2 separate regions of the Homo sapiens genome follow, and region 2 is linked to region 1. A link is a contact called in ENCODE Hi-C or POLR2A ChIA-PET data. All regions are on one chromosome and are shown on one strand. Each heading gives the region's core, a stretch centred on a gene start or an enhancer-like site at or near the end of the contact. The rest is flanking DNA. Distances are from core to core; before and after follow the strand shown.

Region 1 (3,671 bases), core at 174-2,673:
TTTGCCAAATTATTGCAATATTGACCATTAATTACTTTGGAATCTCTCAGCCCAATTATATCACACAGGAAGCTGAAATATTCTGTACTCAGGATGAATGTTGGTGCTATCATCAGGTTTCCTCCTATGACTGAGGTCTTGAATAAAATAAATGCCATTTTTAAGGTCCCTACAACATGCAGGCTCCATTCTAAATACATCCTTTATCTTATTCATCGTTCCAGTGGCCTCATGGCAGAATTATCCTGCTTTGCTTTTGCAGGAAAGGAGACTGAGTCAGGAAGCAATTCAGATTCATGGAGTAGGTAATTTCTGGATTGGAGGTTTAAACTAAGTCTTTCTTATAACAAAATCCACATTGTCCATGTTAACGTTGAAGGCCCAGAAGAGAATTTCTTTTTATTTGTGCTTGAGTCCAAGGCTACCTCTGGAGCCTCAGTACAGTGTTATTGAGAGGTTTTTTCCTCAGATCAATCAATTCTGTGATTCCCTGACACCAACTGGGTGCAACAATTCTATTCAAGTCAGTTCTGACATTATCTGGATTTAGCCCAGACCCCACAAGTTAAGGGCTCAGTCTCACAAGATTGCTCCTACTAGGAATGCCAGCTGCAAATGGGGTGCACAGGCTACCCACATTTTTGCCTTGCCAACTACAAATTTAGGGTTTTCTACAATCCCCCTTCAGATTTAATAATTCACTAGAATGACTCACTGACCTCAGAAAAGTGCTTCGCTTAGCATTACTGGTTTATTATAAAGGCTAGAACCCAGAACCAGCCAAATGGAAGAAATGCTTAGGGCCAGGTGTGGAGAAGGAGTGTGGAGCTTCCATGCCCTCTCTGGGTAAGACAGCCTCCAGCACCTTGATGTGTTCACCAGCCTGGAAGCTCTTCAAACCCTGTTGCTGAAGTGTTCTTATGGAGTTTTCACTAGGTAATTATGGTTGATTAAATCATTGGCCCTTGGCGGTTGGATTTGGTCTCCAGCCCTGCTCCCCTCCCTATAGGTCACGGGGTGGGGCTGAACATTCAAACCCTCTAACCACCTGTTTGGTTCCTCTGGCAGCCAGCCCTCCACCTGAAACTATGTTGGGGCCCACCAAGAGTCACCCACTAGCATAAAGTCTGCTGTGGCTGAAATAATAACAAAGACTCCTATCATTCAGGAAGTTCCAAAGGTTTTAGGAGCTCTGTGCCAGAAATTGAGGACAAACACCACATGTATTTGTTATTCCACACTGTTAAAAGAAGTTTAGCCTAAAGCTGCCTCCTTACATAATTTAAGTTTGGCCTAAAGGTTTTTCCATACATAGTGAACTATGACCTAACTGGATGTGTAAACAGACTGTAACCTACTCTTGTGACAAGTAGCTGAGTCTCAGCCAATCACAGTGGCTGAGTTTCAGCCAATTACAGGCAGCCACTTTTTCAAAATATGTTCAAATAAGGCAAAAACTGAGCTGTAACCAATCCAGCTATCTCTGGACCTCACTTCTGCTTTCTGTACTTCACTTTTCTTTTTCTGTTCATAAATGTTATCTGACGTCGTGGCAGCTCCAAGTTGCTCTGAACCTATCTGGTTCTGAAGGCTGCCTGATTCAAGAATCGTCCTTTGCTCAGTTAAACTCTTAAGTTTAATTTGTTTAAGGTTTTTCCTTTAACAACAGTTGTAAAAGTGAATAGCGTCTTAAAAACAACCAGTTTTCTGTACTAATTTTGAATTAGCAATGAATAGGATTCAGAAACATTATGAAAATAATAATGTTCTAAATACATATTGGATATCTTTTCTAGTTCATAAGGGATCTAGAGTGAGTAGTCAAAAACTTGGAGAATAAAGTAGAAATGGATATAATACATATGATGTGAAAGAGAAACAGAATGGAGTTCAGAAGTGATGCAAATCCACATTCACTTAGCCATTCACTTTCATGACAAGACAAAGATTTTTGTATATGTATATGTGTGTACATGCATGTGTGTATGAGAGCAAGATTTGGGGATCATACTAGGTATATATGATTTAAAGAGCTAAAAGTTGTGCCTCGGTCCTGGTTTTGGGTCAAGTTTGGATTACAGTTTATAGCCCCCCAAACCCTGAAAAAAATTATATTTCCTCTCCTTACTTTCCCATATGTAGTTAAAAATGAAAACAAATTCAATTTTAAAAATAAATAAAAGATGTTGTTATTTAAAAAGAAAACCTGAGCAAGGATATATTAATAGCCATATATATGAGGGAAAACATGAGGAAATACCTCATTTTATTTTTCTCCTCAGAATTTGGTCGGTATTGCTGCACTTTGGAACTATGGGGGAGGGCAAAGTGTTGAAGAGAGAGTTGAGAAGAGAAACACTTGGTGAAGAGTTGGGCTCTAAACTCTATGACCAAGTTAAGGAGCTGGCTCATTCCACTTAGACGAGAGGCGTGACTTGGAGGTCTTCAGGAATTTAAGGAATAATGTGAGGCGGGAAAGATGACCAGCTGTTCTCCATAACTAATGAATATGTAATTTGAGGAAATAAACTCAAGCTGAACTGGAAGGGATTCACGTTGACTGTTAGAACAATTTCTCAACTGTCAAGACTCCTGCCCAATTAGGATGGCTAGTTTGTGCTTTTCTAAGTCTCTTTGCCTACATATATTCAAATAATTTTAAAACAGGGGCAAGAGTAGAAAGTATTGAGCAGGATAATGTCTCAAAGTATGTGTCAGCCTTAAAATTTTAGTTCTGTAATTATAATTTTTTTTTTTTTTTTAAGAAACAAGAAACAAGTTCTGGTCAGGTGGGTTAGATTTCCCTCTAGTGGTGTTGAAAGGAATTTAGTATGGCTGTGTTTTCATAACTGGCTCTTGGGGCGGAATTAAACTTGGAAAGATGCAAAGATGTATAGGTTTTTTTCTATTTCTGCTTAGATGAGTACTTTCTGGAAAGGCAGACAAAACGCCAGGGCAAACAGTCCTTCTTTTTCTTCCTTAGATATTGAAATCTGGACTCATACTCTGCCGTTACTACATATTGTTTTCCCTGGAGCTGAGAACACTCCTTGGGAGGGTTGGTCATCTGATGGCATGTGAAAAACTCCCTTGGTTGGGAATCTGGGAGATTCCCTCAGGGCCTAGTGTCTATCATAGACCAGGGCTTTTTACAGTTTTGATGACAATAAGCCTTTTTCTTGGCCAAACATTGTGATCAGATCTCCTTTCAAGGTACTGAGTATGTGAAGCCCTGTGTATCCACACTCCACATGGTCTAGGACTTGTGGGAAACTATGGACTGCCACCGTGAACCACTCATGTTAATCCCACAGACAGAGCCCATCTCAAATCTCTCTTTGTGGCAATATATACAAAAGAGGCCCTTAATTCCAAATCTTGCAAGAATACCGGCATTGCCAGCTTATCCCGAGAACCAGTGGTCTTAAGAACAGACCACTGAAGAGCCAAAAGGCATGCCTTGATCCTGGCTTTAGGTCAAGCTTGGATTACAGTTTAGAAAGCCTGGACCCTAAAAAAAATTATATTTCTCCTTTCTACTTTCCTATATGTTGTTTAAAATAAAAAACAAAATTAGCTTTAAAAATAAATATAAGGAAACCTAAAAATGTTTTGATTTTTTTCCTTATAATGCTATTCTAATTTCTAAAATATTAAATATCAACTTCTTA
Region 2 (3,810 bases), core at 1,153-3,652, 480 kb after region 1:
GCTCAGTCACTGCCAGTTCTCTGAGCCATTGTGGCTTCTGTCCTCACAATGAATAAACCTGGAAACACACTGTTTGAGTCTCTTCCTGCCTATGGGTTCTAAGTGCTGCTGTCTGAGCTGTGCCTGCAGCAGGCTTCCTGCTTCTGGTGCTCACTGCGGGGAGGGGAGCCATCGGTTGATACCAGGAGAGAGCCTGCTGCTCTGCTGCCTTCATTAGAAACAGGCAGTCTCCTTGTCTAAAAATAGCAAAAGTGGGAGAGTGGGGAAGAGCAGCAGCCATGCTCAGGGCTGAAAGTGAGAAAGGCAGAAACAAGCAGATCTCTGAAAGCCTCCTGTATGGTGGCAGGCGGCTAAGCATTCTGGGTGCAGTGACTGTGGTCAAAGCTTTTCTACTTCCCTGGGTCCGTGTTGGGGGGTTTTGTAGATGTGTCCACACACTCAGCCAAGGGCTGAGCATGAAGGAGCCGCTCTGTCCTGGCAGGAGCATGAGATGTGCCACACGCTGATACTGTCCAGGCTGCAGCAGGAGCGCTAGTGCTAGTGCTTGAGAATTTCCACACCCTGTAGTATCCTCACCCACTCCCTGCCCCAACCAAAGGTGAGCTTTTTCCCAGTGGGGCACAAGGTGTTGGTTTGACCATCACTTCAGAAGCGCCTGGGTCACGCTGGAATGGGCTTGCCCTTAAGCAGAGTGTGGCTCTGGTACTAAACAAGTCTTTGCAGCCATTAAGTGAGACCAGGCTGTATTTGTGGGTGTTCTCTGCAGGTAGAGCTTTCCTGTCTACATTTGTTATCAGTTAATGTTCTGGTAGCTAAACTAAGAGCAGAAAAGGAATTCTTTCCAAGGTCTTACGATAAATCTGTCTATGCAAGCAGACCTCATCAAAGCCCCATGAAAACAGGCAGAGTCTCAGAGGTAAGAGTCCTGTTGATACTCCTGTTTGCTTATCCCAAAGAGCTTTACCCTCTCTTGGCCTTTCTTTCTCTTGTACTATCCAAACTGATCCTCTTGCTGGCCTTGTGAGATGGGCTGGGCATCTTTCCCACCCACAGATGAGGAACCAGGAGCTCAGTGTCATAACTTGCCCAGCATTGTAACCAGTAATCAGAGACGCAGAGCTTGTATCAAGGCCTCTGCCCTTCGCCTGGATATTCTCTGAGGTTTCTTCCCCACATGACAGTTTCTGAAGGGCAAAAACCTCCTAACATGAAGCAGCCTAAAATGTGGCATGAATTTAAGCAAACTTAGGGGGCAAAAAAAAGACTCCATTTAACTTTGATTTGGGAAACATTTTTCTTTGCATGACCCAGCAATTATGACTCTGAACCCAGAGAGGGAAATATAACCCTAACTCACTGTTGGCCAGGCAGTATACAATATTTATATAGTCACAATACTATAAACTCTATGTGTCAATTTTCTAATTTTAGAGCCAATCTGTGGACAAAGAGGGAGCAATTTTGTTATAGCTGCAAGATAGGATATAAATATGAACAGCCCTGACAAAGTAGAGATAAAAGTTGTTCGGTGTTTTTTAAGTGTGTCTAATATAAAGTGAGAGGGGAAAGCAGGGACAAAGATGAAATAATGTGGGGAGTTAAAGGATACGGTGTGTGGTTGATGGAATAAAAAAGCTCACTAGGTATGTTATTTACAGTTACAAAATAAAATATAAATAGCAAATGTTGGAAGAAGACACAGGGTAGAAGAGGGTAAATGTCCCTCATAGTGAATCAATGGATGCTACCTTAGGTTAAGAATCTTTTAACCCCTGATTCATCAAAAGACATGAAGGGAATCGCCAGAAAATATTAAAAGAGAAATCCCAAAAAGGGCTGCTGCCCCTAGGGAATGGCGGAGGGTGGGGGTGGGGAGGGCAGGAGGTTGTTGCTTTTCATCAGAAGTCATCTGTGTTGTGTGCTTTATTATGATGTTTATTACTTCGATTAAAACAAATTGAGGCAGTGAGAGAATGACTTTTAAAAGACAAAAACTGTGGATAGTACCATATGTTCCCTCAACAAATGCTCTCATGAGAATTAGCTATAAAACACTCATTAGGTCTGCAAACAGAAATCAGAGTGTTCCAGGCTATAAAATTATCAATGACTGTTTTCAGCAGTCCAGCCAGGCTAATGCTCTCCAATGAAGCCAAACTAATGTTGCTGATAACCAAAAGAATCTTTTTTTTTTTTTCTGTAAATGACAGAGGCCTGTGTGGCATCAGGGTGCCATTAACGTTTTCTCCTAGAGAGACAGCCAGGAAGAAAAATCGCTCCTCCTGTACTGCTCTCACCTGTGAGAAGTTTATGACTTGTTCGGAGAGCAGAGCACAGAGCCCGGGAAGAGTACTGGCAGTTTCTGTGTTTTTACAAGGGAAGAACATAGCTGAGTAGATTAACAGTTTCCTGTGTGGCTTGTTGCAAATTACATGCAATTAGCCCTCAGACAGCCTGAATCGAGAGAATTGTGGCAAAACTTGATGGTGCAGAACCTAGGCAGGCAGCCAGACTCCTAAACCCAGTCACGTAAATTTGCTGCTGTAACTGGATCTTCCCAAGCCACAAGTCTGAGAAATGGTGGGCACTCTGACCTGACCACTAGATTTTCAGGATATTCCTCCTAAGAGAGGTATCCTTGCTTCTAAGTGACCCCTAAAACAGAACCTAGGAAACTCTCAGCCAGATAAATTAGAAATTGATTCTAAATAGGCTTGTGCCCAGGAAATCAACAATGCAGTAAAAATATCAGGACAAAAGCAAGAATACTTCCCAAAGTCAGAACTGAGGAGCAATGAATATTAAATTGATCAATGGCATAGACATTTAAATGAAAATCCTTTTTTTAAATGTATATTACTGGCCAGGCACGGTGGCTCACGCCTGTAATCCCAGCACTCTGGGAGGCTGAGGTGGGTGGATCGCCCAAGGCCAGGAGTTCAAGACCAGCCTGGCCAACATGGTGAAACCCCATCTCTACTAAAAATACAAAAAAAAAAGTAGTTGGGCATGGTGGTGCGCACCTGTAGTCCCAGCTACTTGAGAGGCTGAAGCAGGAGAATCGCTTAAGCCCGGGAGGTGGAGGTTGCAGTGAGCCAAGATTGCACCACTGCACTCAAGCCTGGGTGACAGCGAGACTCCATCTCAAAAAAAAAAAAATTATATTACCTTTACTGCTTGGGGCATCTTCAAGAGAAGACTTTGCTGTAGACTATGGATGCATTTATTTGAATTAGATGACTTATTCTTGCGTTATCTCCTTACTCTTTTGATAATTACATTTCATTATTTTTTAAGCCACAATGGACATGCACATACATACTCCTGCATACAGTTTATAGGTTCTTGAGCCTAGGTAAGACTTTATGTCCTATGTGAAACATTTCTTGATTAGGAAAGTTACACCTTTCTCTTCAGTAGTGCATATAACCTTTACTAATCTCTCTTTGCTAAAAATAATGTGACAGTGTTAAACTGAAATATTTTTAGTATCTGTTTTGGCTGAGGCCCAAAACAAAAGTAAATGTGAGACTATAGCACTTGCAAAGGTCAAAACTGGTTTTTGAATGGCAGAAAATCAGCTCTACAGCCCTCAGCTGACTACCCACCTCCAGCCTTTAAAAGAGGTTATTGAGGCCAAGAAAAGAGTGGCAGTTAGAATGTGATCTTTAGAGAGAACTGTTGATCAGAGGTGTCTGTCCCCACCCAGGGACACTTGGGAGGGCTTGATAAGTGTCCTGTGGAGGATGTGGCTCATGCCTGAGATCCTATGATGGCAGAGCAAGGAGAGTTTGCTGTTTGGAGTTGGCT

The links. Hi-C counts contacts between places; a loop is a spot of excess contacts on that map. ChIA-PET counts read pairs that join two places held with the same protein, here RNA polymerase II (POLR2A). Pooled maps may share reads with other maps.
Region 2: a loop to region 1 is called in a pooled map, with 2.6 times the contacts of the local background. The contact joins two enhancer-like sites. A Hi-C loop is called at or near these places in 3 of 168 maps with a recorded cell type or tissue (B cell, MCF 10A and chondrocyte) and 5 of 50 pooled maps. POLR2A ChIA-PET finds 5 or more read pairs at or near these places in 1 of 52 experiments (activated CD4-positive, alpha-beta T cell).

The regions. Positions count from the first base shown.
Region 1 is chr9:68,504,842-68,508,512 of GRCh38, forward strand. All of the region lies in intron 10 of PGM5 (phosphoglucomutase 5), which reads left to right. Among named protein-coding and RNA genes, the nearest start is that of TMEM252, 34 kb to the right of the region's middle. Within about 2 kb of position 1,424, at least 5 of the 41 ENCODE cell types and tissues checked have a DNase peak (open chromatin) inside an H3K27ac peak, as active enhancers do.
Region 2 is chr9:68,979,614-68,983,423 of GRCh38, forward strand. All of the region lies in intron 14 of PIP5K1B (phosphatidylinositol-4-phosphate 5-kinase type 1 beta), which reads left to right. Among named protein-coding and RNA genes, the nearest start is that of PRKACG, 33 kb to the right of the region's middle. Within about 2 kb of position 2,403, at least 4 of the 41 ENCODE cell types and tissues checked have a DNase peak (open chromatin) inside an H3K27ac peak, as active enhancers do.